3 separate regions of the Mus musculus genome follow, and regions 1 and 3 are each linked to region 2. The links are chromatin loops, found by intact Hi-C in ENCODE. Cell type or tissue: heart. All regions are shown on one strand. Links, peaks and the distances in the headings refer to the core of each region. The heading gives the core; the rest is flanking DNA.

Evidence for each region. Peaks named below come from ENCODE experiments on the same cell type or tissue, not always from the same donor. Only the 100,000 strongest peaks of a DNase experiment are listed, where the experiment ranks them.
Region 1: a loop joins it to region 2, with 2.1 times the contacts of the local background. A loop is called at or near these places in 2 of 42 quality-filtered maps.
Region 3: it touches region 2 in a loop (8-fold over the local background); 12 of 42 quality-filtered maps call a loop at or near these places.

Annotation. Positions count from the first base shown.
Region 1 is chr11:60,971,367-60,981,949 of GRCm38, forward strand. It overlaps Gm35681 (a long non-coding RNA gene), which reads left to right and starts at 7,643. Exons shown (of 3, transcript XR_879910.1): 1 at 7,643-7,849. In heart, for the core only: CTCF peaks have their summits at 5,056 (motif pointing left) and 5,608; a DNase peak (open chromatin) is centred at 5,985.
Region 2 is chr11:61,038,832-61,049,414 of GRCm38, forward strand. The region is part of intron 1 of Kcnj12 (potassium inwardly-rectifying channel, subfamily J, member 12); the gene reads left to right. Among named protein-coding and RNA genes, the nearest start is that of Kcnj12, 22 kb to the left of the region's middle. In heart, for the core only: CTCF peaks have their summits at 2,638 (motif pointing right) and 5,016 (motif pointing left); a DNase peak (open chromatin) is centred at 4,950; H3K4me3 peaks cover 462 bases; H3K27ac peaks cover 1,040 bases; H3K27me3 peaks cover 760 bases.
Region 3 is chr11:60,947,020-60,957,156 of GRCm38, forward strand. It overlaps Map2k3 (mitogen-activated protein kinase kinase 3), which reads left to right. Exons shown (of 12, transcript NM_008928.5): 9 at 92-169; 10 at 2,902-3,041; 11 at 4,139-4,184; 12 at 4,745-5,792. The coding sequence ends at 4,828. Among named protein-coding and RNA genes, the nearest start is that of Map2k3, 20 kb to the left of the region's middle. In heart, for the core only: a CTCF peak has its summit at 6,988 (motif pointing right); DNase peaks (open chromatin) are centred at 6,992 and 7,652; H3K27ac peaks cover 562 bases.

The DNA of each region.
Region 1 (10,583 bases), core at 1,560-9,559, 67 kb before region 2:
CTGGCAAAACTGGGGTGCACAAACCCATTTGTTTTCAATGTTTACATTTTATAAATATGTATTGTGGAGGTCTGCCCTTTTTTGGCACTTTGCCTGGGTTCTAGCGTCCCCACCTCTTACTTGGTCTCTTTACAGAAGACGCTGCACCCGCACCCCCATACCCTGGGTTTTCTGCTGTGGAATGGGGGTGGAGATGAATCTGATTGGGCCGCTTTTCCTGATTTGTGATGTGGTCTTTCCCTAACTTGGTGGTATCATTGAATTTCTCTTTTTTTTAAGATTTATTTATTATTATATATAAGTACACTGTAGCTGTCTTTAGATACACCAGAAGAAGGCATCAGATCTCATTACAGATGGTTGTGAACCACCATGTGGTTGCTGGGATTTGAACTCAGGACCTTCAGAAGAGCAGTCATTGCTCTTACCCGCTAAGCCATCTCACCAGCCCATCATTGAATGTCTTATTGGTTATCACCTTTCTATGGGATGTTTTGGATCAGTTTCTTCCCTCCTTTTCTCCCTTCCTTCCTTTTTCTGAGACATGGTGTCCTTAGGGTTACTATAGCTGGGATGAAATACCATGACTAAAGCAACTTGGAGAAGATGGTTTATTTTATGTTTCCATATCATTGTTCAGAATCAAAGGAAGTCAGAGCAGGAACCTGGAGGCAGGAACTGATGCAGAGGTCATAGAGGGGTGCTGCTTACTGGACTGCGCTTCATGGCTTGCTTTCTTTTTTTTTTTTTTTTAATTAGGTATTTTCCTCGTTTACATTTTCAATGCTATCCCAAAGGTCCCCCATACCCACCCTTGCTTTCTTATAGAACCCAGTGCTGTAGGATCTTTGACCCCACTGGGAACCCTACACTTTCTTAATTGAGGTTCCCCCCTGGCAGATGACTTTATGTTGACATAAAACTATCCACCACACAAGGTCTCCCTATATAGCTTTGGCTAGCACGGAGCTCTGTATGTGGGTCAGGATGACCTTGAACTCAGAGATCAGCCTGCCTCTGTCTCCTGAGGGCTGACTAAGCTTTTCTTGATGTGAGGTAATTAAATGTCTTTATGATCATAGCAGTGTGGTTGAGAGATTATGTTACCTGCAACTGAACACTTTTGACTAGTAAACTATGAAACAGCGGACAATCCTAGAGTAAATGTAGCTATTTTCCATTGCTACAACATAACATGTGGGTGATACATACAAGAAAGGTTATTTAGCTAACAGCTTTAGAGGTTCAAGAGTATGCCATCTGGCATCGGCCTGGCGAGATGGCTCAGTGATTAAGAGCGCCGACTACTCTTCCGAAGGTCCCGAGTTCAAATCCCAACAACCACATGGTGGCTCACAACCATCCATAAGGAAATCTGATACACTCTTCTGGAGTGTCTGAGGACAGCTACAATGTACTTACATATAATAAATAAATCTTAAAAAAAAAAAAAAGAGTATGGCATCAATACCTGCTTGAGCCTGGTGAGGGTCCCTTAGCTGTCATATGGCAGATGTCTAGAAGCCAGAGTGGGAAGGGTCAACCTGATCCTTTATACCCAGACTCTCACAAATCTACCCAGGTCTCGAGAACTACAGTTTCCTACAGCTCCATCAACAATCAACAGCCTATTTTTTCAAGGTACCATCTCCCAATATAACCACACTGAGGACCAAGCCTCTAATAGATGAATGATATGTGGGTGGATGGGGATAAATACCATCTAAATAATGATGCATGCTTCTGCTTTTAGTGCTCCCACTCAGTGGTCCCACTCACCCTGCCCAGGTTTTATCCTTGTAAGGTCTCAAAACCAAGAAGACCTCCAGAAGGCCTACTCTAAGAACACCCCAGAAAGCTGGAGTGGCAACTCCCTCCTTTGGCACACAATTTTCCCAGTCTCTTCAGCCTTGGCACCAGTCTGTGGCAGAGTAAGGAGGGTCCTTATTCTCCTTTGTAGAACTGCACCCAAGTCCTAGAGATGTACCAGGCAAGGAACAGTTGCTTAATTAATATTTGAGAACTATACATCTTATTTTAGCATTCCTACCCTGCCCTCCCCAAAATAGGTTTAAAACAAAAACAAAAACTTATGCAATGAGATAAAGTTCTCACAAAGTAGATTGCTGACCCCTGCCGCACACCACCCACCACATATCTTCCTGGTTTTAAAGAGTCATATAGGAAATCAAGAAGCTAATTTTAAAAAAATTCTCTAAAATTCTAGTGGAGTTAATCGACCAACAAAAAGATAAGATATGATTGATACAGTCAATGAGATGTTACTTATCTTTAAAAAGAATGGAAATTCTGACCCAAGCCAACCATGCAAACAAATGCAATCAAATTCCACTCATAGAGACCCACGAAGGAATCAGACTCATGGAGACAGAAAGGAGAAGGGTGGAGCTTGGACTGGAGGAGGAGCTTTTGGGAGATGGGTTCAATAAGCCCAGAGTTTCAGTATAAGGAGGGAGCTCTAGAGATGAAGGCAGGGATGGCCACACAGCATTGTGACTACATCCAGGACCACAGCACCACATGTTCACAACAGTTAAGACAAGGGGCCAACTGTCATGTATATTTTATCCTAACTCAGTCTTTATACGCCACACACAGTATGGATATCCAAAAGAGTGTATGAAATGAATATCTATTTAAACCTAACTCCAAGATGAACCCCAGAGGTCCACCTCTTGCCTAAAGAAATAGTGTCCCATTGAAGCCCTGAGTCGACCCTCAACTTTCTTCCCACCTTACCCTCAAAAGTTCCCTCTTTAAACGCCAGATGGGTCATTTCTACTTCCTTTTACATTCTGCAGGCAGAGGATGCTGCCAATATCATGTCCTCTGTGGTTCCTTTACTCCACAAAGATTTTTGAGAGTGTTTTCCCCTTTCTCTCTCTCTCTCTCTTTCTTTTCTTTCTTTCTTTCTTTCTTTCTTTCTTTCTTTCTTTCTTTCTTTCTTTCTTTCTTTCTCTCTTTCTCTCTTTCTCCCTTCCTTCCTTCTTCCTCCTTTCCTTCCTTCCTCCTTCCCTCCCTTCCTCCTTTCTCCCCCCTTCTTGCTGTTTTCTGTTAAACTTATGCATATGCCATATCCTTGTGCTGTCTCATGTATTTTACAGTTAAATATAAATATGTAAAGTGCTAACTATGAAGATTGAGACCTTTGTAAAAACCTGACTGTTTTGATAGCCTCTGGGTAGAGATGCATAACAGTAGAGACAGAAGCCACTGTGCGCAGGTTGACAAGTTGGATGGTAACACAGCCGAATGTGCTCCTGGATAAAATGTGTCTTAAGTAGAGCAGAGAGCGCTACATAAAAACTAGAAAGAAAGCAAGGGAAAACACAAATCAGACTGATGGAAATCTCCCCCATCTCCTCTCCAATGTGTGCTGGCTCATTGAAGAAGGCGCATAAACAAGTCATTCTTTCACCAAGGAATCCCACTTTTAGGAAACAACCAGAGTTGTGCACTAAAATTCATATACAAGACACCCTTCACAGTCACGTCTGTAATCAGGAAAAAAATGGAAGTGACCTAAATGTTAAGCAGCAGGGGACAGCTCCAAGCATCAAAGTGCCTGAATTGTTCTCCAGAGACTGGTCTGGGGACGGGTTGGAATTTAGTTTCATATGAAAAAAAAAAAAAAAAAAAAAGCAGACAGTGCTCTGGTAGATTGCGTGCTGGAGGGCAGCATGGTGCAGCTGCTTTGACAAGCATTCTGATGGTCTCTTGGCTAGGCACATATGCATATATCGCACAACCAGAAAACGTAATCGCAGCCCTTAACCCAGTAGAAATAAAAGCGTGGGGCCGTGTGAACTCGGGGCTAAATGTTGCCTGTGGGTTTTATTTACATAAGCAAACAGGAAACAGCCGAAGCACCAGCAGCTGCTGAGTGAGTGGTGAGCACACTGGTATGCTGTGCTGTGGAAATAGCACTCAGCACTGAAAAGGAGGGGCCTCCGCACCTGTCTCCCAAGGGGTGCGATGAAGCTCTTCGCAGAGAACTGTGGTCCTGCTATGAAATCCCTCACACATGACATTTTTGAAAAAGGCAAACCATACAGGACACAAGTCAAGTTTGCCAGTGGGTAGGGATCACGTGCAAATGGTCAGAAGGTGCCTTCAGGGTGCAGGAAGTGCTCTATGTCATGACTGGGGTGATGTTCCCACAGCTTCAACTGTCCATTCAAATCCCTGTGGGGTCTTCTTGATAGGGGTACAGCTAGAGCACTCACCTCATGTGCAAGAGTCCTTGGGTTCAATCCCTATCACTACCAAAAAACAACCAAACCAAACCAAAAACCCAGCTAAGCTATGTTTTAAACAGTTTTAAAGTCAGTTATAAAGTGACACGGTTAGTGGGGCTCCAATTGTATGTGTGTGTTCCAGCGGGTATGCTCAGAAACTTTGTAATAACAAAGCCCACAGTTTTGATGATTGTTGGACCAGTCTTACCCTGTTGTAACTGACTGTCTGAGGCCTTACCCACATGTTGACCCTCACTTCCCTCTTGTGACTCAAAGGGTTTCCACAGTGACCCTTCGAGATAGTGGAGGGAGGCAGTGTCTGACCCCTCAACTGTCCTAGCCTGGAGTGTTTACTGAATTAAGTCACATGACCATGCCTCTCCAGCAGGAAGGCTGGGAGGTGCAGGAGAGATAGACAAACAGCTAACGCCATCTCTCCCTTCTTTCACTCCCTTCTCACTAATGCTGGCTCTCCCATTTCCTCAAAATCGCTTGTTTTGCTTACATATGACCTAGCTCTCTCTCTCTCTCTCTCTCTCTCTCTCTCTCTCTCTCTCTCTTTCTCTCTCTTCAAACCTGTTTCTGCCAGCCTTTTGCGACAGCCTCACCTGTGGGCTCCCTGCCCACAGCCTTCTGGCCTAATAGGCCTCTGTCCTTTCTAGGTAGCCCAGTAATACAATGGGTTGGGACCAGAGAGGCACTGGAATCACTTCCAATAGAACCTGTCTAGATACTCCAAATCCTGAGCCATTTGGGACGCCCTCTCCAGGCACAATCTGGCCACCCCATGAATCTCCCAGAGGCCTGCTGTGCTGCTTTGGGGAGGAAGCCACCTACTGGCGGTGTCTCCCAGAACCTCTGTGTGGGTTCAAGGAGAGATTCTTTCTTTCCATTTTGTTTTTCCATCTTTCCCTATGGAGAGAAAGATTTCCTACTTTCCCCAGCTGGTATCTTGTTTCTTAGAAGGGTGATGGTCTAATTTAATCCCACTTTAAGTTTCAAGTCATCATAAGCCAGGGCATGGGATCTACACTTCCGGTAGAACCTGAGGCCTCCTCTCCTCCAGGGTTGCTGTTTGCAGTAAATGCATCACACACACACATACACACACACACACACACACACACACACACACACACACACACACACACACACACACACACACACCCAGCATCCCGCCCCCTGCTTTGATTTCTCTGCCTTCTCAGTAAAGCCAAAGGCGGTCTGTGTGGAGCAGCAGGTGGGAGGCCACGCCCTTAATCCAACCTTTAGCTTGAGATACTGCCGCCCACTGGCAGAGTTTGCAGGGTTTAAGGTTCCAAGTGCTTGAACTGCTGAACTCTCTGTCCCTGGAAGGAAACTCGACGCTGCAGGGGTGCTCCCTGTTCCCACCCTCGTCTTTGTCCTAGATTTCTGACCTTCCTGATCCCTTTTGATTCCTTTTAAATGTCTTCCTTACAAGACTTGCTGAATGCAGCTAAGAGCTATAAGCACGAGTTCACCTAGTCCTCTCTGCCTCTGGGGCTAGGAACTCAAGGACTGAGTTGCCTTCTAGGTGACCACATGGCTGTGGGGTGGGCTTCGGCCATGCTTGGTCACTGTCCTGGCCAGCTCCACCACAGCCAGGCTGAGGTGTGACTGTGGGAATCCCGATGGCAGCGTTTCTCTGCTTAGCTCACTCTTGGCTTTGCTGGCTTGTGCTGTGTTGTCTTTTGCAGTGCTTGGTTGGTTCCCAGAGCCTTGCCACTGAAGGCCACTGAGCCACACCCCCTGAGGCCCTATCTAAGCAACACTAGAACAGGCTGCATTGACAAAGTCACCTTTGACTCATGTTGGAGAAGTTTGCTCTGTCCCTGCACAGTCCCCTGCAGCTGGGTGGGAATCTAGGACTGAGGATCTGGCTTCCTTCTCCTCTGGCTCACCAACCCCTTCCACCCTTGGGGTAGGAATACAGCTGCCTTACTGAGCAGCTGGACAGGCAAGGCAGAAGCCACCCTCCTGTAGTATGGAAAAGTTGGTGGCTCTTCCTTCCTCTCTCTGGGGCCAAGGTGATACTTTGCGCATTAAGCATCTAGTGCAAGAGGCTAGGAGCCATTAGAAGGTGCCTTTGGCCTGAGCATCTCTACAATATGTCACACATGAGCTATGTGTGTGTGTGTGTGTGTGTACATGGATGTGTGTGCCTGAGTGTAGATATGTACATCAGAAGTGTGCAGGTGCCTATGAAAGCAGAAGGTAGGATCTCCTATAACAGTAGTTATAGGTGGCTGTGGGTGCTGGGAACAAAACTCTAGCAGGAGCAGCAAGCATTCTTAACTTCTGAGCGACCTCTCCAGCCCCCTAATAGTGTTTTTGATGGTGTAACCCAAAGCGCTGGCAGAGTGTGTTAATCAGCCCCGGTCCTAGCTTCATACTTCTCTTCATATTCCAGATGGCTTTGCCCCCAATTAAAACAACTTACTAACTTGCAGAATGGGGATGTGTGGTTGTTGGAGTAGGTGTGGCCTTGTTGGAGGAAGCGTGTCATTGTGAGTGTGGGATTTAAGACCCTCATCCCAGCTGCCTGGAAGCCAGTTTCCTCCTAGTAGCCGTTGGAATAAGAGGTGGAACTCTCAGCAACTCCAGTGCCATTTCTGCCTGGACGCTGCCACGTTCCCACCTTGATGATAATGGACCAAATCTGAAACTGTAAGCCAGCCCCACTTAAATATTGTCCTTACAAGAGTTGCCTTGGTCATGGTGTCTGTTCACAGCAATAAAATCCTAATTAAGACAGCAGCCATATTGCAGTTTATCCGTGGTGAACGCTGCCATCCTTCCCACTGATACTCATGATCTAAGATCTTCTGATGTGTCAGGCCTTCTGTTCATTCTATTGGCACCACAGAGAACACCAGAGCCATAGTGTCTGTGCCTGGAAGGTTTGATGGAAGAAACAGGTAGGTGGTCAGACACAGGTCTTCCAAGGTGTCTGAAGTCAGTGAGGGGTTTGATCTATCAGACAGAAAGTTCATAATGTGCAGTGTGGATGGGAAACACATTTCAACATGCCTTTATAAATGCCAGTGGCTGTGGGCAACAGGGGCTGTCTCTCATTGAACCCTTGGTCCCTTGTGTGGTCTGTTAGCTCTGTTCCTAACAGCCATGTCACAGAGTAGGTGCAATTGTGTGTCTGAGGTGGATTTGGAATTAGAACTCAGCTGTGTTTGGTTTTTTGCAGCTGTCCCGGGCCACCTGGGCTTGACTCTCAAGTGTGAGCCATTCCCGAGTGAGCTGTGACCTCAGGTTCCCACACTGAAATGTGTGGGCAGGTAGGCTTGTCCTGATCAAAGCCTTCAACACATGAGAAAAAAATTCTCTAGACATCACATCCAAGACTTTAGCCCAGACCTAAGGGCAGGAGCAGGATCCTGCTGCCAGACTCTCCTGGCCAGGGGTATGGCTGAGCGCTTGTGGTCTGCCAGCCTTGCTTTCCTATCTGATGTGTTTGTTGCATGCCAGCTGCAGTGGGATGAGGCACTCGTCAGCTCCGTGGTGACTTGAATGAGAAATACCCCCCATCGGCTCAGTATTTGAACACTTGGCACCCAGTAGGTGGTACTGTTGGGGGGGGGGGCGGGTTATGGGAGGGGCAGCCTTGCTAGAGGAGTTACATCACTGAGGGAAGCCATCATAGCTTTGCTCCACTTCCAGTTTGCTCTTTCTTCTTTGTGTTTGTGCCTGAAGACGCGATCTCTGATTGTTTGTTCTGCCTGACACGTGTGTTGCCTCTCTGCCATTATGGACCTGTATCTCTCTGGAATTCCAAACCCAGATGAGCTCTTCCTTCTCTAAGTTGTCTTGGTCGTGGTGTTTAATCACAGCCATAGAGAAGTATTTAATGTGTCTGGAATGGAGAGTTCCCATCTGAGCCGAGTGCCTGTGGCCTGCCCCAGATGGAGGTACAGGGCTGGGGACAAATGACAGTGTCAGCAACAAGAGGACCAGGACTGGTGATTGGGCTTTTTTCTTAATTTCCATCCCTTAATTTTCATGATGAGAGTCTAGGGTTAGATATGCATTGAGCCTGTCTTGAAGGTGAGAAACTGAGGCAGAGAAAGGTGAGGTGGTCTGTCTAAGTTTGCACAATGAGTCAAGGTGCAAACCCTGGAAACCCATACCTGACATCCCAACATTGTAGGCTGAGGCAGAATCGCCAGTTCCTGGGCAGCCTAAGCTACATAAGGAGACTCTGTAATAAAGCAAAGAAAAATGAATGTGGCTTTGGAGGGGCCCTAACATCAGTGAGAGGTCCTGCTCACACACACCAAGTTGACCAGATTTGGGGGGCTGGGACGTGAGGCCACGGCACCATGCCAGCGGCTGTCAGCTGCTGTCTTGGAGCTGGGGAAACAGGAACAGTGAAGCTAAGCCATGTGCCCAGAGTCACATAGCTTGTAAGTTTCAGTGGCAGGAAGTGGCTGTAGCAGAACTCTGAAGACAAACATGCCAAAAACATCCCAAGTACCAGAGCCAGCCTGGGAAATGGGCTCCGAGTGACAGTGCAGCCATCTTTCCCTTCTGAGGGAACAATCTCAGAAACATGCATCTCTGAGGTTCCCTCTGACCTGGCCAGCAGAAGAGAGAAGACATTTGGGGTGGGGGTGATGGTGATGGTGGTAATCCGATCTTGCCTGATTTGGGGGAGATAAGAGTAAATGTGTGCTCACCCCACACAGGACATGGATAACAGGCCAAAACAGCGATGTCACTCAGATCCCACCTGGTGAATCAGAGGTTTATTGGGGTCACTAACAGGAGTATGAGTAAGGGGTTGAAAGGCCCATCCCTCCTGAGAACTCCCAGGAAACTTGGCAGGCTAGAGTGGTATCCCGTTCCTCCCCACCCCCAGTCCCCCAAGCCCTACCCCCTCCGCCCCCACCACCCCTTCCCCCAAGCAGCTCTGTGGGTGAGGGAGTCTGCTCACCTAGCACCTGCTTTTCTGATGGGGCCCTTGTGACTCTGTAAGGCCAGCTTTCCTGGGTTTGTTCATCTATTTTCCCTTTTCTCCTCAAGGAGGGCATGTCTTATTTTGGAGGAAGTTTCCTAGGTAGAGCCCCAGGAAGCCAAAAAAGAATGTCAGGTGGGTGCTCACTGGTCCCTTGGAGGGGCTGGGTTTCTCATCTGTCCCTAGCTGTAGAAACCCTGCTCTGTCTTACCTCCCAAGCCCTTACTGAGTGTTAAGCTCAGCTCTCAGGCTCCAGGTCTGGGAGGCAGGAAGACAAGTGCATGCTGGGCTGGGTACTCATCTCTCCAGCCAGCAAGCAAAAGGCTGGGGTTGGACTCTATAGGTCTTGCTATGGGATCTCTGCACCCTAGGTCTGATATTGCTTAGGAAACTAAGGTCCAGGGAACAGGAGGGACTTACCCTCTCTCCCAGCACTTGCACGTAAGAGCCATGGCTGACATCACCCGTTGCGTGGTTGAGGCCTGTGCCTTGCCTCCCTTCCGTCAGCCCACAGGAGCCCTGGGGATGGTAATGGCCTTTCCCTCAGAGGAGCTGTTCAGAGAGCAGATGTAGTAGAGCAGCTCCTAGTGTGGGCAGGCGCTTAGACAAAGTAAAGGTGTCACCAACCCAGGTGGCTGGGAACATTTATGCTTATGACAGTCCAGTGAGACAGATGGTTGGGAGTGGCCAGAGACCCTGAGCTGGGGACATGAGATGGTGGTATAAATAGATGGGTGGCCAGGCAGAGGTAGTCTGTAAGCTTCAAAAACTGGGTTCCCCTTGGGTGGGAAGGGCTGTTTGCCAGTGGCTTCCTTGGCTCTTATGGGCAAGCCACAACACTGGTGGCATGGGATAATGTGTGCTCATGTGGCCTGGAGCAGGACCAGCTTTTTCTTGTGTCAGGTGGGGTGGCAAAGTGGCCTGGGGGGAGGCGATGCCTCCGGTAGACATCAGCTGGGGGCCAGGAACTGCACTGGGCGACCACCCAGCTCCAGGGTTTTTATTACTTACTCCTAAGCCAATATTGGGGAAACTGAGGTACAGAGAGGTCATGGATTTGGCCAAAAGCCAAACAGCTAAGAAAGGACAGAGCTAGGATTTGAACCCAGGTCTCCTAGCCACAGATGCTATGAAAGTGGTCATGAGCGCATCAGCCTTTTGGGGACCTCCCTAACCTCTGACCTGTACCTCACTGGACCTCACTTCCTGTTACGCCTCCCTGTCAGTTCACCCGAGCCCCATCATGCATTCCCTTTGACTGGCCGAGGGACTCATGGTGCTCATCTGAAAATAGCCTCTACTTGACCAGATATCCGGGCCTCAGGCCAACTCAGGTG
Region 2 (10,583 bases), core at 1,461-9,460:
GTAGGGTCAGTGCTATGACCACATATCAGTGTATCTGAACTTAGGCTGGGAGGGAGGGGTCCTGTATGCACAGATATCTACAGGAGGAGAAGACAGTATGGACAGTGCCTATGAATCCAATCCCAGTGGAAGCCCCCCCCCCCTGGGCTCTTTGATCCGAAGTAAGTTCTGCCCCACCAGGGTAGCAGAACTTACCTACACTACTTGGACAGAACTGTTCCTCGGGGACCAGGCCTATAACACCAAGTCCACGTGTCTCTGGCGTCTCTTGTGTCTTCTTTGTAAGTCTGCACCTCTTGTTCTCCATGTCCAGGCTTTCCAGCTCACCTCTACCCCAGCCATATCCTGGTCTCCTGGGCTCAGAAGCCTACAGAGTGGGAGCTTGAACTGTCTAGAACGTCGGTTCTTAACCTATGGATTGTGACCCCTTTGTGGGGGCAGGCAGATCTCTGTGACTTTCAGGCTAGACTGATTTACAGAGTGAATTCTGGGACAGCCAAGGCTACACAGACAAACCCTGTCTTGAAAAACAAAACAAACAAAACAAAAAAGAAAGAAAATAAACAAACAAGCCTGTTGGGGAACAGAATTTACATTATGATTTTTAAAAGTAGCCAGATTATAGTTATGAAGTAGCAACCAAAATAATTTTATGAGGGTTGTGGTGGGGCCACACCACGAGGAACTGAATTAAGGGGTTGCAGCCTTAGGAAGGCTGAGAACCACGGCTCTAGAAGCTCATGTGTGCTGACATACTGCATGTCCATCACAACCCTGCAAGACGCTAGTCCTTCAGTTCTCTAGTCCTTTGCCTAGGAGGCCACAGGCTCACAGAGGCTTGAAGGATTCTCTGAGGCCTCTGGTATTCTCTTGAGCCACGATTGAAGGGTCCAGCCCTCAGAGCCCAGGTTCAGGGCTCACAAAGTGTTCCCATGGTTGGCTACACCCCAGGACTAGCCTTGCATGACTCTGTCCATCCTTGGTGTCTCCCTGAATATGACCTGTTTCATATACTCTCTCCTGGAATGTCACCTTGTTTTTCATGGGCCCCTTCCCACTCCCTTAACCTCGGTGGCTTCTCCTTTGGTCAAGTTCTTCCCTTTGCTCCCATGTTCTTGCTATGGGCCCAGCACTGTCTGCTGGTCATTAATCCAGCTCAAGTACTGTAGTGCCCTGTGGGGTGTGATGGGAGCTGGTGGGCACAGGCTGGGAGGAGCTCTACCTTGTCATTTCACAGTTGACTTCTGGGTATTGTTCTGTTCAGGGCATTGGGCCCGAGTCCTTCAGTTCTCACTTCACAGATGAGGCCACAGCGGTCAGGGGTGTACAGGGCTTTACTTTCTGGGTCTGTCTCCACTGTTTTTGACTCTCAGAGATGGTTCACTGAAACCTATGACCCCTGCAATGTGGTTTCTCTAAGCTCAGAGCCATCGTCAGTGTGGACACTGCTAGTGACTAGTGACGGCCATTGCTGTCCTGCTTACTGCGTTGGAGTAGAGAAGGGGCTGAGGTCCAGGCCAGTAGTCTATTCCAGATCTCCAGTATCTGCAGGTCAGTTCCCTGTAACCCAGTTTCCTTGTCTGTAAATCTCTAAAAGTTCAATATCTCCCTCATACTGCTCCTTCCTTCCTTCCTTCCTTCCTTCCTTCCTTCCTTCCTTCTTTCCCTCCCTCCCCCCTCTCTCTCTCCCTCCCTCCCTCCCCCCTCTCTCTCCCTCCCTCCCTCTCTCTCTTTCTCTCTTTCTCTCTTTCTTTCTTTCTTTCTTTCTTTCTTTCTTTCTTTCTTTCTTTCTTCCTTCCTCCCTCCCTCCCTCCCTCCCTCCCTCCCTCCCTCCCTCCCTCTCTCTCTCTCTCTCTTTCTTTCTTTCTTTCTTTCTTTCTTTCTTTCTTTCTTTCTTTCTTTCTTTCTTTCTTCCTTTCTCTAACAGCCTTGGCTGTCCTGGAGCTCACTCAGTAGATCAAGCTGACCTCACTCACAGAGATCCATCTGCCTCTGCCTCGGGAGTGCTAGGAAAGGCCCGTGCCTGGCTCACACTGCTCTTTTAAGGCTTCAGTGTATTTGGTATCTGGGGACAAGGCTCTGGATTACTGTTTTGCAAATCTTCAGGGAGGCCCTGGTGTGCCTTCACATTGTTGGTGACTAAGAAGTCCACAGAGGAGTCCACACCAGAAGCTTGGCTGGAAGCTAAGTGTGGGAAGAAGACAGTAGGCAGGCTGCGGGCATTCTGGGAGGGATGGCCCTGCAAGAGCAGGAGGCGTGTGCTACAGGAGCAGGCGTGTGCTACAGGAGCAGGCGTCGTCAAGGGGGAACTCTCAGAAAATGTCCATCTGTTTCTCCAGAAACTTTTTACACCCTGTTAGGCCTACAGCAAAATATGTAGGCAGAAATGATGGCAGTTGGCATAAAGATGGTGATAGTTCTCTTTGCCAGGCTCAACACTAACCTCCTTATGAACCTGGAGGTCCTCACTACAATCATGCCCAATTTCGGCTTGGGGAAACTGAGGCAGGAGAGGTATAGCGAGCGACCTGCTAGAGATCTTTCTATGGCCAAGCAGCAGAGCGTGGAGTAAAAGCTGTGAACTAGCCCAGAGAGCATTTGGGGTTTGGTGTAGGTTGGGGAGTGGTTGGAATCTCTCCACGAGGTGGCAGAGTCATCTCCACAGTGTGCTCTGCCCTCCCTTGCTGTGTGGAACAGGAACAGCTAGGTTGTGGGCCTAAGTAGCCAGTCCCAGATGTCCACTGCTATACCTGGGCCTCTACCAGGTCTAGCTTGTAGCTACTCTAGAACCGTGGGAGGTAGACAGGAGCTGAAGTCATTCAGAGGTGCCCACTACAGTGATGGGGACTGCAAAACTCAGACTCCTTGTCTGTCAGAGCCCTGGGAGGAATCTTCAGCAGACAGGAAGACAGGCTGAGAGAGGGGTGACTGGGGACCTAAGGTTACACAGCCAAGGTATTCCAGGGTTGATCTCCAAAATGTGCTGCCTGCTCTGCCTCCTGCTCTGTGAACAGTGTGCATGATGGTCAGTCCTCATGTCTACCTTAGCCCTCAAAGACAGAGTTGGTGCCTCACAAACAAGGTGATTATGGCCCAGTAAGAGTGACCTGGCATTCCCATGCATCTCCACAGAGGCCCTCAGGGTGCTCTAGGGAGCATGTGGGGGCCTCGGTCCACTCTCTAAGCTAATGCTGCTTTGCAGGTCCCGTGCTAGCCTGGATGAGGGAGGGGCCTGTCTTTTGAGAATGGTAACTGTGATTACCACCTGAAGTTGCTGCTCTGACTTGGGGGTCCTGCATACTTTTGTCCTGGGTCTGGTAGTCACAGCTAACTAAGCTAGCCTCCAGGGCTGGTGGATGGGGTATTCAGAGGCACAGGGGTGGGCACCCTCCCTGGGTGTGACTTGGGCAGCAGTGCGCTGACCACCTTGAGCTATTCTCACATCCCTGGCACAGCTCCTTTGACGCTGCAATCAGGTGCTTTGGAGACTTTAGCCCTGGGGTCACAGTTGGGGGTGGGGGGGGGGTGGGTGTTATCCAGAGCCTGCATGGGAAGCACACTGTTCATCAAAGTCACGTGTCTACTTCCTCTCCTATCTGTGTGACCTCACAGCAAATCTCTAGCTCTCGGAGCCTCAGTTTCCTGGTCTTTAAAGTGTCCTAATGGCACCAACCCCTCAGAACTGAGCTAGAGAGGCTAAAGGACAGGACCTTAATGACACTGGCTCTAAAGCCACACGCTCTGACACTTACAATCTGTCTAGCTCTGAGTGAGTCCTTTGGCATCTCTGAATAGCAGTTTCCTCTTCTATCAAGGGAGGGTAGCTTCTGAATCTCCCTGCAGGCCGTGCTCTGCACGCAGGGTAGCAGTCTGGGGCCATTTCAATTACTGTGCTGAAGATTGCAGCCACGGGCTCTTGAGCAGTGGCTACCTCAGAAACCCCACTTCCTCAGACTGGAGAAGAGGCATTTCCCAGCTGTCGCTGGCAGACTGGAGGTTACAGCTGCCACTGTCTGCTGGGAGTGGCTCTCCGGAGGTCTCGTCCTGAGCACTCTTATCTGATGGAACATAAACAGCACGCAAGGTTTTCAAGCAAGGCTGGGGAAGTGTCTGCTCCCTGCCAGCCTCCTCGCCCAGCAGAGAGGCAGCTGAGGCTAGAAGCTGGGGGCAGACAGGAGATGGAAGCTCTCGTGAATAAATCACCACATGATCTGGGCTAATGCACTGGCTGTGGACAGCATGTGCAATTAGTGCGTTAATTGTCAGAGCTGGTGACTTTTGTGCAGGCACGGCCCAGCATGCCTGTGTTTACAGAGTGCCAAGTGCCTTCTGGGGCTCAGTAACCCTGAGAGCATGCCCCCTTCTCCTCCAGTAGCATTACCCTAGGACACTTAACCCCTGTTGGCTGTACCCGAGTGGGCTTTCCAAGCCTCTGAAAGGACTCTATACCTAGGGACTCAGCTAGGTCCACTTGGTCTGGGGCTGCTGGGATAAACCCCCACCCCCAATTCCCTTTTTTTTTTTCATGAAGCCTCTTTTTGGATTCCCCCCCCCTTTTTTTTCTTTTGAACCAAAGCTGTCCCAGACTAGCCAGATACTGCCTGTTGCCAAGGTGACCACACCATCTCTCTCCTACCCTGCAGCATCGCTTGGGTTGGGTGTGTGCATCTGCCCTACTGCCTAGCCCTGAACAAGGTGTATGTGTTCACGACCATGTGTACACACAAGAGCAGACACAGAGTCCCGGTGTGCACGGCACCACCAGCGTGAGCAGATCTGCTCATGCACATGCAAAAGCAGACAGATTGCACGCGTGTTGACAGTTGCACACAGATATGTTGACCTCTCTATGAGTCAAGAGCTGTTGGCTGTGCCAAGTGATTCTCAGGCTCCATCCCACAGCCTCTCTAGCACCACAGCTGCCTGCATGCACAGCTGTGGGGCGAGTGCACTAGCTTGTGGCAGCCCACAGTACTTACTATTAGGCCAGATCACAGCCCTTGACACCTATGGTACCCTGGAGGTCCCCTTAGGGTCTCCCTGGGCCTAGTGTCTGGTGCCCCCTTGGGGCCACTGGCTATGCTGCCACCCTGGCTCAAATTCCTTGTGTATGCTTCCCTGCCATCTTCTGAATAAGTTTCCCCGCTTCCAAGCCCTTGGCCTGATCTTGGGGAATGTTCTAGAAGAGCATGCACCATGCCTCAGGCCATGTGACAGTGAAGATGCTACATATATCAATGGCAGTGCATGCCATCTGCTGTGCACTCAAAGATGCCCTAGGCACTTAGCACAGAGCAATGCCATTAATGCTCCAATTGCTGTGGTTGAGAGGCAGTTTGCTTAGGTCCATTTTAAAGATGTGAACATTGGCTGGAGAGATGGCTCAGCTGGTAAAGAGCACTGGCTGTTCTTCCAGAGGTCCTGAGTTCAATTCCCAGCAACCATATGGTGGCTCACAGCCATCTGTAATGGGATCTGACGCTTTCTTCTGGCATGCACCATATATGCACATAGAAGACTCAGACATAGATTTTTTTTTAAAGAAAAGATCTGAAACCCAAGACAAAGGTTCATCACATATACTATGCCTTTGAGATGAAAGTGAGTGGCCTAGAGCAGGCTACAACCAGGAGCTGATGTAGAAAGGCCCTACCACCACCCCCAGCCCCCAGCCTAGCATCTTCCCTGAAAGGTGCAGCAGGTGGCAGGAGGGCAGGCAGGAGCAGCCTTATTCACTTGAGAGCCTCACCAGCTGCTCCAGAGGGTGTCCCATGGCTTCACCCAGACTCACAGCCCAGGTATGAACTGACCAGCCTGCTTAGAGCCAGGCGCCTCGGAATGGAGATTTCCCTTTCCCAGAAGTGACTGCCAAGGCTGTTGAGAGGCCAGAGCGAAGCTCTCACTCCCCTTGAGCCAAGCAGGATTGTTTCCTTGGGGCTTTCAGGACAGAGACCTGCTAGTGAAGCCCATGTTCCCTTCAGATTGACCACTTTCTTGAAGTCTAGGCTTATGGGCTGGGTCAGCAGGAGGGAAACACCAGGGCCTGAGGCACCAACTCAGGCACTTGGCAGCTCCTGCCTCCACGTGGCATCAGTTAGCTCCCTAACTGAGAGGCACACAGTCTGAGAAGGCTTCCTGTAGGAAGTGGTGCTAAGCCAAGCCTGTGGCACGGATTTCTGCCAGTGACTCTGGGTCTCTCTCCTTGCAGTTCTTGAGCCCCGGATCCCGACCCCTGCTATGCCAAGGCTGTGGGCACGGTGCTTGCCTCCTAAGCCTCAGGTTCTGTAAAAGGGTGGTGGCATCCTATAATACACTCTGAAAAGATGGCAGCGTGGTCAGTGGCCCTAAGGGGGCACCAGATCCTAGGCCCAGAGAGACCCTAGGAGGACCACTAGGGTGTCATAGCTGTCAAGGGCTGTGATCTGGCCTAATGGCCAGCACTGTGGGCTGCCACAAGCTGATGTAGTCACCACCCCGCTGTGTATGCAGGCAGCTGTGGTGCTGGAAGGGCTGCAGAAAGCTTAGTATTGAGGTTGGTGACAGGTAGAGCAGGAACAGTTTGAGGGGACCCACTTTTCACCTTTGAAGGGTGGGGTTCCCAGGTCTCATCTTTAACAGCAGTTGTCTAGAGCAGTACCATCGTGGCACTGGACAAAGTAACGCCGAGGGGACAGGTGCTTGTGACACCCCTTCCTTACCTTCTGTGGATCTCCCCACTTTCATGTTCTTTCCTGGTCCCCCCCCCCCAGCCTGGGAAGGACTTCGGGGGTGGAGATGAGCAAGCTAAACTCCAATTGTGGATTTGATCTGGGAGACTGAGCGTGGTTCATGTGTCCAAAGGCAGGGCACCAAGTTGCCCTCCCAATGGGCCCCTTCCTGCCCCACCCCCACCCCTTCTCATACTATGCACTGTGCAGTCCATCCTGGTCTCAGAGCCTTTGTTTGCTTTAGCATCTGCCTGGATGGAACCTCACTTCTTGTCTCTTAATTCTGGCTCTCTGCACCATGTGTGGCTATATAGCTCCTTCTGCGCCGTGCCTTCTGCACTGGTGGCCTTATTCTGAAATCCTCTCTCTCTCTCCCTCCCTCCCTCCCTGCCCCTCCCTCTCTCTCAGAAGCATCAAGAGGACAGAGTCTTTCCCTATTCATGATACACTATGCATAGGTCCAGTGCTTGTTTTCAGGGTCAACAGGGGAAGGGATGAGCCAACAGGGCACAGACGTGGGTCCTAGGCTATCCTGTGGGCTCACAGATTGGCTTTGGTCCCTACCCTTGCCTCTAGCAGTGTGCTGAACTGTTCGCAGGCTGGGTGCATTTGCCGTCCACTTATTCAGCAGGATGCTTTTGTTACAAAGGCCGCTGGGAGCTCTGCACTCCTTACTGAGATGGTATCGACTGGTGTGGGTAGGATCCTGCTGCTGCCTGGTGCTGCCTCAGCCAGCAGTGCTGGGGCAGGGGAGGAGCTCTGGGAAGGGCTACTCAGTCCCCCATAGCCAGAGCCACACACTTTACTGTCCTTTGGACCCAGAGCTTGGAAGCAGAGCAGTCGAGATAGATCCTGACAGGAAGTGGTTAGGTGAATTAGTTAACTTTTCTTGATGCTGTGACAAATGCCTATTAAAGGCAACTTCAAGGGGGAAGGACTCATTCTGGCTCACATTTGGAAAGTCTTCATCACAGTGGAGACTGTGGCAGGGGTGAGACAAGCGGTTACATGGGGTCTTCAGGCAGGAAGCACAGAGAGGATGCAGGTCCTCAGCTCTTTCCCCTTTCACTTAACCCAGGACTCCAGCCATTTGGCTGACGCTGCCTGTCTTCAGCATGGGTCTTCCCTCACGTTTCTAGAAACATCCTCATAGACACACCCAGAGGTGTGTTTCCATGGTGATTCTAAAACCAGCAACGTTGACAAGATTAACCACCACACCAGGTCACCTTTTTTTGTGTGTGGAAGGATTAAAGTGGGGAGAAACTTTGGGGTCGGCGGGCATGCTTAAATCGAAAGTTCTCATTTCTCTTGGCTTCTTGGAAGGCCAGCTAGCGGTATGGAAGAAGAGTCCTAGCAATTCTAGACACGGGTGAGGGTGTTCTGGGGACTAGGCAGATGTGTCTGAAAGAGGAGAGCTGAAGATGAGAGTACCTGTGAAAATGGACAGCCAGACAGGTGGTCAGCCAGACAGATTCTCCAAGGCTGGACAGAGGTCATGGAAAGAATGGCATGAAAAGAATCCAGCTGCTCTCTTAAATGCAACATCCAAGAGCATTATTGCCACAGGACAGAACCGACCTTCCCAACAGGCCTCACGTTGGAGCTCCTGAGGGGAGTCAGGCTCAGGCCTCATCCTCAGGGGAGGCCCTGGCCTGGCAGGGTAGCCTCGAAAAGCTAGGCTGGCCTGATCCTAGTGACAGAGGGGAGTCCAGGAGATAGGGGAATGAAGGTGGGTACTGAAGGACCTGTAGGTGTTAGAGAGAGACTAGAGAAGGTAGGGGACCTAGCAGCTGTTCCAAGAGTCACTTAGGCTGGGGTTTAACTACTTCGGTACATGAAGAAGGGGAAGCCAGGAAGCTCCATGTCACCGAGCAAGACGGGCCCCTCCCGGAGCCACTGCCTTCTCATCCTGTCAGCCTTTGTGATCTTGCCTTCTCCTCCATCTCTCCACCACGTTCAGTTTTAGCATACTACCTTTCAGATTTCCTGGGACACACCACGCCACTGCCCAGCCTCATGGCCTCTGCTGGCACGTCCAGTTCTGGGTATCTCTGTGTCTCGTTTTTTTCTGTCAATGCTGCTTGGCCACCCACCAGGAACTTTCTGGTGTACTGAGCAGAAGCAAAGTCCAGGGTACAAGGCCTGAGAGACAGGCAGGGTGCTTTGGAACGGAAAACTTGAAGGACTGAAAGGAGGAGGCATCTCTGAGCTTGAAGGATTCACTGAGCTCTGACCAGCAGAGAAGGGCATTGCACTGGGAAGAGCCTCTTGGAGACTGTGTCATGTGACTCATGAGACACTGCAAGTCCTGTGAGCCTCACTGGTATCTGGGCTCTAATTCTGTGCACTCTATTGAACACCTGAGCCCTTTCTTTTCTTTTTTTTTTTTTTTTTTTTTTTTTGGTTTTTCGAGACAGGGTTTCTCTGTATAGTCTTGGCTGTCCTGGGACTCACTTTGTAGACCAGGCTGGCCTCGAACTCAGAAATCCGCCTGTCTCTGCCTCCCAAGTGCTGGGATTAAAGGCGTGCGCCACCACCGCCCGTTTTTGTTTTTGTTTTTAAGATGGGTTTTCTTTTTTTAAAGATTTATTTATTCATTATATGTAAGTACACTGTAGCTGTCTTCAGACACTCCAGAAGAGGGAGTCAGATCTCGTTATGGATGGTTGTGAGCCACCATGTGGTTGCTGGGATTTGAACGCTGGACCTTTGGAAGAGCAGTCGGGTGCTCTTATTCACTGAGCCATCTCACCAGCCCGAGCCCTTTCTTTACAAAGAATATTTAACATTTGTTTTTTTTTAATTTGTACATATTTATGATATATTTTCATTTTATTCACTCACCACCACTACCCCCCTCTCAAGTTCTTGTCTTCTAAATGTTTATTATTATTATTATTAATCATCCCCAGTCCAGTTAGTTGCTTCTATGCACACTGGAGATAGACAACCTACCAGCAGACATATCTTCAAAAAGTGACGCTCCCTCCCTCAGCAGCTATATGAGACAGCCAGGCTGTGCCTCAAAGACATTTTATGGCTCTCCTCTGCATCCTTTGGCTCTTACATGTTTTCTGCCTCCTCTGGGACAAAGTTTCCTGACCTTGGATAGAGAAGTTCATACAGACATCCCATCTGTAACTGAGCGCTCACAGCTACTTATTGTCTTAGGTACTTTTCTACTGCTGGGAAGAGATTTGACCAAGGCAAATTAGAGAAGAAAGACTTTATTGGGCTTACAGTTTCAGAGGGTGAATCTATAACCATCAAGGCAGGGAGTATAGCAGCAGACAGGCAGGCATGACACTGGAGCAGTAGATGAGTGCTTATATCTTGAGATAAAACAAGGAGGCAGAGAGAGAGAGAGAGCGAGCAGGAGAGGGCTAGGGAGAGGGAGAAGGAGGGGGAGAAAGGGGGCAGGGGAGAGGAAGAGTAAGCCAGTCAGAGAGAATCATTTGAAATCTCAAAGCCTGTAACCAGTGACACACCTCTTCTAACAAGGCCACACCTCCTAATCCTTCCCAAAGAGTTCTATCAACTGAGACCAGGTATTCAAACATAAGCTTATAAAAGATATTCTAATTCAAACCATAACATTCTCCTCCCAGGCCTCCATAGGCTTTTGACTATATCATAATGCAACATGCATTTAGTCCAACCTCAAAAGTCCCCATAGTCTTTCACAGTGTAAAAGCACAAAGTCCAAAGTCTCTTCTGAGACTTAAGGTAATCTCCCAATTGTAATCCCTGTAAAATAAAAAAGCAAATTACATACTTGCAGCATACAATAGCACAGAATATACATTAGCATTCTGAGGGGGAGGGAGAGGGGCGTAGTGAGGAAATACCGGACTGTTTAATAACTCCTGTCTT
Region 3 (10,137 bases), core at 2,138-10,137, 91 kb before region 2:
AACCTAATGGTATTCTGTTTTGGTGTAGAAGAGAAAAGGTCTAATTGAGGGAGCCTTGTTGGGTGTTCAAGCCTTCTGGTCTTTCTTGCAGCCTGAGAGGATCAACCCTGAACTGAATCAGAAGGGCTACAATGTCAAGTCTGATGTCTGGAGCCTCGGCATCACCATGGTACGTCTGGGGCTGGGCTCAGCACTTGCTGGCCTGTTGGGATGGATGTCTGTCTGTATAGGGTCTGTGGGTTCCATCAAACATTTCTATATGAGTACAAGGATATCTGGGAGTTGTAGGACCCTTTCCTGACCATCATGATTGTTCTCTGTATCCTGTGATTTCAGCCTTTTCTCTAGAGCCACTGGTGTAGATCAGGAAATCCCAGGCAATGCTAAGCTTAGTTGTTGCCGTGCAAGTAAATCAAGAAGGCAAACTCTTAGCTGGGCATGATGGCACCTTCCTGTGATATGATTCCTATGGTAGCATCCTTTTTAAATGGTTATCCTCAGCTTCATAATAAATTAGAGGGTAGCTTGGCCTTCATGAGACCTTGTCTCAATATCCTTCCCAACACTCAAAAACAAAACAAAAAAAACCAAAACAGTGCCTGGTCCCCCCCTAAATAGGAACCTATTGCTGTAGGTTCCTTTTGTGTTTCTCTAGGTTCAGTAGCATGAGGCTGTAGATCCTGGCTTGTGGAGGCTGAAAGGACCCTTGGTTTGGAGGGAGGAGCAGGGCCCAGACCATTAGGATTGAGTTGGATCAGACAAAGCTAAGTCCAGGTGTGGGGATGGACTTTTTTGCCTTCTAGAACTGCCTGGCCGAGAGCTCCGATGCACCTATTAATGTGATAAAACAATAACCAATGACCAAAAGGGACTTGGGGAGGAAAGGGTTTATTTTGGCTTACAGCTTTCCAGTTGCACCCCTTTACTAAGGGGAATCCGGGCAAGAACTGAAGCAGAAGCCACGAGGAGTGCTACTTCCTGGCTTGCTCAGCCTGCTTTGTTACATTACCCAAGATCACCAGCCCAAAGGTTGGGTTGAGTGTCTATGGTGAGCTGGGGTATCCTACATCAATTGAGAGAATGCACAGGCTTGCCCACAGGCCAGTCTGTGGGGGGGGGGGGGGAACGACACACGGGACACACCTGTTTTCAGTTGAGGCTCCCTTTTCCCAAATGACTTTAGCTTGTGTAGCGTTGACACAAAACTAGCCAGCAAAATGTTACAGTCAAGTTAAACTCTTTGAAGATGGGGACACTTCTGTACTGAACACATGTGAGAAAATGATATAGCAAGAATAGTCTATCTTCCGTTGCAAAGATATTTAACAGAAAGGGACATTCTGACCGTCAGGAGTCACAGTTACCAAGATATGCTGTCCACTTTCTTCGTTCCTCCTGCCTAAATGTTTTGAGACTGTCCAAGTTCCCATGATTGATCTCATGACTATTGGGGAAGACATTTTGTTATTTTTAAAGAGGCTTTATCTTGAAGGCAGGGTTTTACAGTAGGGTTTTCAGGCCCCAGGAACAGGAGCAAGGCTTGGACTGTCTTCTAGGACCTCTTCCTCCAGGTTCACCACTTATGTTTATCCTTGGCCCAACATTTCCACTTAAAATGCTGCAACGGTACGGTTCAGTGCATCCCTCTTGCCCTGGGAGCTCTGGGCACACAAATTTCCTGTGTCTCAGAATACAAGGGAGTTACCTTGCACAGACACAGGTCACACTCTGAACCAAGAAGGCCCTGAGTGGTGTCACCATCTCCACTGCTGTCTCTGACGCTCAGTCATTATAGGGGGCTGGCTCCCGGGGGGTCCTGTGATAGGTAAACTGTCTTATATGTCTTTGTGTTGAGTTAGTTTTTATTTATCTTTTTCTAAACTCTTTAAAAAAAATCATCAGGCTGAGCAGGGTAATGTATACCTTTAATACCAAGAGGCAGAGACAGAGGCAGGTAGATCTCTGAGTTCAAGGCCAGCCTGGTCTACAGAGTCAGTTCCAGGACAGCCAGAGCTACACAGAGAAACCCTGTCTGGAAAAGCCAAAAACAGACAAGATGTTTGAGGTCCATACTCTGGTGCTTTTTGGTTAGGTATATGGGTGCTACTGAGCTTTCTCTTGCAGTCTGCAGAAAGGTCCTGCAGTAGATTCTGGAAATGCTGCATGCAGTTCTGTCCTGTGGGCGGGCACACATGTGACACACACTGTCTTCCCATTCATGCTGTTCCCACGTTGGTTGGAAAGGCATGGAACCTGACAGGAAAGTCCCTCATCAGAATAGTTTCTAGTGCTCTATGTAGGGCCAGTTGCAGTTGCTATAGAGGTCTCCTCCATTCCTTATGGTGGTCACAGCCTGTCACTGAGGCCTTCCACTGCACCCGTCAGGAGGTATCCATGCAGGAGTCCGCCACTCCCTGTTGGCCTAACTAGTAAAAACAACAGCTGGATAGGTGGCCCTGGATATTGAAGTCTGTGTTGGGGAGGTACTGAAGAGGAAGTAGCTGGGCCAACAGGGGCTTAGGACTGGACCCAGTGAGGTACTTTGATTACTGCCACCTTATGGGAAAGGTGTATGTGGCTGCCACTCCTCATGTTTGACACGCTGTCTGGAACCCAAGTTGTTAAATACAAATCATCCAATTTTAGAGTGTTTGAAAAAAAAATTTAAAAAACCAGTAAGGGTTAAACCCAGCCCAGGGTGAGCCTTAGTCTGAGCTAGGTCTGCCAGTCCAGTCAGAGGAGCTTCAGTAGTTAGTTGGCCTGCTGCTTGGTATGAGGGCAGTCAGTGTCAGCCCTCATACCAAGGCCTGGCCTGGGGTGCTGGGGAATTATGGGTAAAATCCCTTCCTCATCATGCTTCTGGGTACCAAATGAACCTGCTGACTGCTGTCCCTACTTCAGATCGAGATGGCCATTCTGCGATTCCCTTATGAGTCTTGGGGCACACCGTTCCAGCAGCTGAAGCAGGTGGTGGAGGAGCCATCCCCACAGCTCCCAGCGGACCAGTTCTCCCCTGAGTTTGTGGACTTCACTAGCCAGTGGTGAGTATCTGGGCTGTGTCCCCTCCTTCTGCAGCAAGATAACCCTTGAGCCACCTGGTATCAGAAGGCAGGAGGTAAAGCTAGTTCCAGCACGAGTAAAAGGTTTTAGTCCCAGTGGTAGCTTTTAGTTCTAGTCTTTGCAGAAAAGGATGAATCAGGTAGCCCCAAAGAGTAGAGGGATTTTGTGTGTGTATGTGTGTGTGTGTGTGTGTGTGTGTGTGTGTGTGTGTGTGTGTTTGTGTGTAGTAACATATATTATGGAACATTAAAATGCATAATGAAGTTGCTTTTTTGTTGTTTAGAAGTTTTTACTGAATTACAGAAAGTTCATAGAGGTTTTAGAAAAGTCATGTTTTTGATCCAGGCAGTGGTGGTGCACATCTTTAATCCCAGCGCTTGAGAGGCAGAGAAAGGATCTCTGTAAGTTAGAGGACAGCCAGGGCTATACAGAGAAACCCTGTCTCAAAAAAAAAAAAAAAAAAAAAAAGATGTTTGAAGTTACAAAAGAGTAAGAAAAGCAGTTATACAGACGAGCTCTCTAACCATAATTAAATAACTGCATGGAAAGTAAAAGTATTCTTATAACTCTTGGGTTATAAGAGAGATTTAGAAAATACATTTTTAAGAGGAAACTAGTGAGAGCAAACCAATGTTTTGCATGTTTGGCCCAGAGATGCTCAGAGGACAAGTCAAAGCCTCTCAGCAGAAAACAAGAAAAGCTGCAGGCCCAGGAGACCAGTAACAAAGTCATTGATTAGTTTGCCTCTTGTTGGTTGGACTTTATGTTCCGGAACCAATGACTGGAGTCCTCCCTTCTGATAAAGGATAATCTAGTCTGTGGTTTTGGCAGAGCATGTTGGGGTTGGTGCCACAGACCTAGCCTGGGTCACTATAGAGACCACTGGTCTCCAAGAGGCAGGGAAAGTTGCTGCAAGACTATAGAGTTAGTACCCACGGACCCCAAGCCACTTGGCGAGACTCCCAGACAGTTTGCTCCATCTCTGAGCCCCAGGAGTGTGCTGCTCAATGGGGGCAAGCCCAGCCTGTCTGGATTCGCTTCCTCCGTGTGAGCCTGTCTTCACTGCCCTCTTTCCTAGCCTAAGGAAGAACCCTGCAGAGCGCATGAGCTACCTGGAGCTGATGGTGAGTGTGCACGAGAAGTACCTGCCCTGTCCCCTGTGCTGTGTAGTGGCTGGGTGGGGCTGGGTGGGACTGTCTGGAAGAGGGTTGCACTCCAGGGTAGAGAGGTAGCTCTTCTGCCTGGCCCTTGCATGTGCTTGTGTAGTTTCACCTTCACCCATGCCTGTACCCCAGGCCTTGTGGAAAGGTGCACGGGGCTGTGACAGTGGGGCACAGGAGTCACTGTGGCATCAGGGAAGGCTTCCTAGAGGAGATGCCATTTGAGCTGAGCCTGGAAGGATGGGTATGGGCTCTTTGCTAATGAAGGAAGGGTAGAGGGTCTGGTAGGGCAGAGGTCTGGTACCCTTGAGGAAAGAGATGTTTGTGTGGCAGGAGGGACTCTTGTAGGAGGGTGAGGCAGAGTCACAAGCTTTGATGGTTTTGGAGGGCTTCGAGGGGCAGCGGTCCTGGATGGACCAGCAGGAGTTGGCCAGGTAGGAGGGGCATGAAAAGAGGGAACCTCTCCTTTATACTTTCTCCTGTGCCCCTTCACCCCTAGAAATTGTACCTCTCTTTCCTACCAGGAACACCCATTCTTCACCTTGCACAAAACTAAGAAGACAGACATTGCTGCCTTTGTGAAGGAGATCCTGGGAGAGGATTCATAGGGACTGGCCCAGGACCCCACTGGTCTGCCAGCATCCATACATCCGTGCTGGGGCAGCACTTACCTACAGCCATAAGCTACTGCCATTCTGTTCCTGGGCATTTGAGAAATTAAGGGGTTGTTCCTGTCGGTCTCTGCAACTAGCTGTCCCAAGTGCCAAAGAACCAGACCTCAGGGGCTCCCAGCCAGGCCATATGTGCCCCACAGTGCCTCTGCTGTTGCTGCTCCCAGGGTCTCAGGCCTCTACCCAAGGGATGAATCTGACAGGGCCTGTGTACCCCGGCAAACGCTGTCGCTTCTGAAGAGCAGGCAGCTGGTGTCTCTCTGGACAGGCCATAGCCTTGGTACTGTCCTGGATGCCATGCAGGTTGTATATATATTTTAAATCACAACTGAATGAATGGACTTCGTACACTGTGGCCTGGATCAGGGACATCTCTATCCTGTCTCAGGTGCTGAGGACACACTATGGGGATGAATCTCCTAAGACTTTCCTGAGAGACGTACTGAGCTTCCCAAGGCCTTCCCCCCAGCACTGGCCAATGGTCTCTGAGGGACACACTGTCCTCAGACAGCCTCTGGTTACCACCTTTAGTGGTATCTGCCTTTCCCTTTGAACTATTATTCCTGTTGCCTTTTGCTTTGTGGGTATTGCTGGGTTTTCTTGCATGGTTTGGAGCTGACCACTTAACCCTGGGTGCCAGCAGGCTCACAGCCGCCCAGTGCTCGGACTGGAGTCTGCAAGGATGGCTCAAGCTCTTGGCTCAAAGCCACGAGGGAGCTGTAACAACTCTCCAGGTGTGACCAGCTCTTGGAAGCTAATAGGTTTACTTTGGTGGTGTTTTTAAAAAAAAAGAAGAAAATCTATTTTTGTGAAGAAAGGCCTGCCTCTTCCAGCCTTTTCCTGGGCAGGAACCTATTGCTGTTTTAATTAAAAAAAAAAAAAAAAATCGTGTGAGACTGACTGTGGCAAGCCTGCTCTTTCTTGGGGAGTTGTGGAGCCCTAGGCGGAATCCTTACTCTGGGACCATGCCGGGACAATATAGCTAGGGCCTGGAGGCTGCCAGCCCACCAGGGCCTCAGACTTGGCCACAGGCCACAGGTGCTCTCAAGGTGCTGGGCTGAGGTGCTTCATTCCATGGCCACCTAGGCTAGGCCCCTGTAGAGGCAACCTGACTCACTCATCCAAGTGATGGTCCCCGAAGTAGAGATGACCGGGTAGGAAGCAGCAGGCTCCACATTGTTTGCACTGCTATCTCAGCTGTAAGCTGAGAGAATGTGCCCAGAGAGCTCCCTAACACGTAGTCAGAGCCAGCTGAGGCCGAGGGCAGGTAGTGATGCCTACAAGAAGGCTCTGAGGATGCGACTTGGTATAAATGCCCTTGGTAGGTCAGCATGGCTCTGTGCTTCTTGAGCTGTTGCCTGGAAGACTTGCATAGGCCCCGTTACCCCTGTTCTCCTGTAAGCAGGAATGTGTCATCTCAGGCACTGGTGGATTCAGGACAATATCCTAAAGGACCTGTGTCCATACACTACTCTATGAGGTCATCAGGATCTAGTGACTGCTTCTCCTAGCTTGACAAACACAGGCACTCAGCCACAGTTCTCTGGAGGGTTACTCCTGGCTAGGAAGGACTCATGTGCTCATGCCCAAGTCAGAAGACTGGAGTGTAACTTCAGGCACAGGTGGGCCATGGGGAGAGTCAGCCCACACAGTTTGACAGCAGGGCCTTGGTGTGCCTGGGAGAGTCCAGAACCCATGGGGCCTCTGTCACCACTCTTCCTTCACCTCTGTGCAGTAGTTTCCCAGGTTCACAGTTTCACGGAGCCTCTCGCCTTTAGACATAGGTTGGTTCTTTCCCCCAAGATCTGTGTTGGTGGGTCCTGTCTCAGGATGGCATGATTTAAAAGAATGGCCCACCAGTCCCAACGCCATCAGGACACATGTGCCCTGCTACTGTATTCCTGTAAGAGGAAACTGCCAATCCTTAAAGGGACTTGGTTAACTTTCGTTGAAGAATAACATAAAGGTAGAACCAATGTCTGGCCGTGAGTACCCACAGGCTAAAGTGGGCGGGCGTTTCTTCTTGCGCATGCGCAGGTTCTTCTTTGCAGTAGTCTAGGTTGCGGCCAGATCGCCTTTTCCCTGGCCGCCAGGAGGCGGCAAAGCCTGGACCTAGTCCTGCCCTGCAAGCCTCTGTAGATTCTGCAGGGTACAGTGCTGTTCACACAGGGCTGAGGGAGCCGGCTTTGTAGCTGGCAAACCATTCCACTTCTAGAGTGCAGCGCGCTTTACAGAGTGTCCCGCGGCTGACCAGACAGGCTCTGTAGAACAGATAACAATTTGCAATTCTCCACCACGTGGGGCTCCAAAGGACTTAATAATTCACTTTGCTGAAATTTGCCTAGTGCCTCACAGCACATTCCTCTTTATAGTGCTGCAAATAGTGGTTTCGGTCCTTTTACTGTTTGGAAACCTTAGCCCACCATCCAGTGTGCAGATCACATTGACATTTCAAAGCATGGCCCCATGGCTACAGCGAAGGTCCCACCCCAGGCTCCTTGCTTAGTGGCAGGCCCCTCTTGTTCCTATTAACACTTCTTGAGTCAGGGCCAGGAGATTAGGAACCTAACAGGGCCCTACAGAGTACCCGTTGTCTCTGTTTCCCATCAGGCAGCGGCTGGAACCAGCAGGCATCTCTAGTCTTGGAGTTAATGTCTCTGGACTGATGGACACAGAGGCCTTTCTGTTTCAGGCGTTGCACAAGAGCCCTCAAACAGCACAAACACTACAGATAGATAGGCCTGTCCTAGAATGGCTTCTGGAGGACACGTGGCACTTACAGGACACCCCTTCCTGGAGGTCAGGGCTGGCAGCTTTGGTTCAATATCAGCATTGTTGCCTCCCTCAGAATTGTGCTGCAGCTCCTGCCTCAAAACTTCCCTGTAACAGTCAGCGCTGACCATTGGCTCACCCAGGAGACGAACCTCTAAGCATGACAGTGATGGAGTTTCTAGACTGGTCTCCCTGAGGTGGGACGACCTCACTCTGAATTCGGGTGGCACCATTCTATGGTGCAGTTTCCTGGACTGGATGAAGAGGAAGATGAGGTAGCAGTGTCTGTCTCCTGTTGCCTCTTGACCATGGATGCACCATCTCAAGCTCTGGCCACTGTGCCTTTCCTGCCATGATGAGCTGTACCCTCAAATGGACCAAAGGTTAAACCCTCCTCCTTTAAACTATCCTGTCAGGCACTTTGTTACCGTAATGAGAAAAATAGCTATTACCTTCCAGGTGACCTACCCATCGTAGCTGGCCCTGCTACCACCCCCGCCGCCTGGCTTTTTATTTTTGTGTCATTCTCTCCTTCCCCAGTACTTTGCCCTGAGATGGTCTGCTCAGAGACCACCTCCCCAAAGAATCTACATCATTCCCTTAGTTGTTATCTGTCAACATTTCTGTTCCTTCTCTGCCTCTGGGACTGGACCAGGAGGGTCTGATTGCTCTGAGCCTGGGTCAGGCAGGGCTTGCGTGAGGCCTGGAAGGCAGGATGTGGGACACAAGACCTAGATGAAGGTAAGGTCCCTACAGAACTATGAAGTCTAGGCAGCCCTTATGTGGCGCCAGCCCCACTCTGACATCCTATGGTGTTGTCCTGCAACCCAGGACAATCCCGTTCTGTGCTGGGGACTGGGCTACTAGGCCAGGAGAAGACTTTTTTTCACCTGGTTATGTGGCTGCTAGCCCCACCTCCCTGCATCTCCCCCTCCCCCCCCCCCCAAGCTGTGAGAGCTGCCTGGCTCCCTCTTTTCTATCTCAAGCAGTTTCCCTGTTTTATTTTTCGAGCAAGGCTTTACCTAGGCAGCAGGATCCAGGTTGCCCCATCTGCCAGCCGGAAGGTAAGAGTGGATGCCTAAGACTCTCCCCAGCCACTCATACCCATGGAAACTCCAGCATCTGCTTTGTCTTTACACTGTCCCCTACCCCTGCCAGGGAGGTCACTCCATGAAGACAGCCTTTCTAGAGGGTCCTGGTTTGTCTTCTGTCCCCATTCTGCTTCCCAAGGCCCACAACATGAGGGCCATGTGCACACTCTGGCCTGTGAAGCCATTGCTTCACTAGCTCGTGGAAGCACACGGGAGGGTATGCATTTGCACTAGTCTTACATTTGGTAGAGTACCCCCTAGCTTCAAGCTCTGGGCAGCAGGCAATAAGGCATTCCAGAAGCTCACAGAGGCTCAGAAGGGTTCTGGGCACTTGAGATAGCAGAACCAGGCAGGACCCAGAAATCAGATGTCCACATGACCCAAGCTCTGCGCCATTGCAACTGGGTTACCTACCAAGCCAGGTTTCGTTAGCCACAGTCGCCCTCTGTGGTACAGAGGGAGCCATGGACTACTGTTTCTTTTGAGTACCAACTTGACTTGGGGAGGTGGCAGTGGCTGCCATCTCGGGTTGGGTATGGAGCAGTTGCTTTGTACATTCACTTCCCAAACCCTCCTTCTATGGTACTCTACTGTCCTTGGCTCCTCCGGGAAATGGAATCTCTACAGCAGGGGGAGGGGGCATTGTCTGTGCTCTCTGCAGGGCTTGGCACATGGTCTTTGTTGTCTGAGCACCTACTGTGCAGCAGGCAACATTGTAGCCCCAGAGAGAAAGAGCCAGCCCGGAGCCTGCACTATGTGACTGCTATCCACCTATCTTGTCACTCCCCAGGGAGAAACATCTGGTTACATTCAGTTAATTAATGTGATCATTATAACTAATGAAGCTCAGTTACAAACCAGTCATTCCATTTGATTAATTGAATTATTTAAATTGAATTTAAACGATCCCAGGTGGGAGGACACTTACTGGCACCGGGAGGACATGGAACTGAAGGACAGGTGGCACTGGTCCCCATGAGCTGCACAGAGTAGGCTTGATTTTCAAGGAAGCATTTGGAGCAGGAGACATGTGACAAGATTGCTTTGTGCCTTGTCCCTTATCTCAGCCAGGTGACACAGATTTGCCTTCAGAGCTCTACTCTTTGCCCCTTATTCTCAATCCCCAGGACAGACAGCCCTTTGCCAATGTCTCACCTCCCTGTCCAGATACTCTAGCTCCCCCAATTCCAGGATTCACAGCATCTGAACCCTCTCAGTGTCCTAGCCATGATCTACACACGCAGCTCACCCTATTCTGTAGCTCTGTTTCACCCTCTTCCTTCCCACCTAACTCTTCCATGCTAGCTGACTTGGGAAAGTCCCTGCAGGTCTGTGATTCTGCGCTGGGGCATACTGCCAGCATGGGCTTCCCAGCAGCGGAGC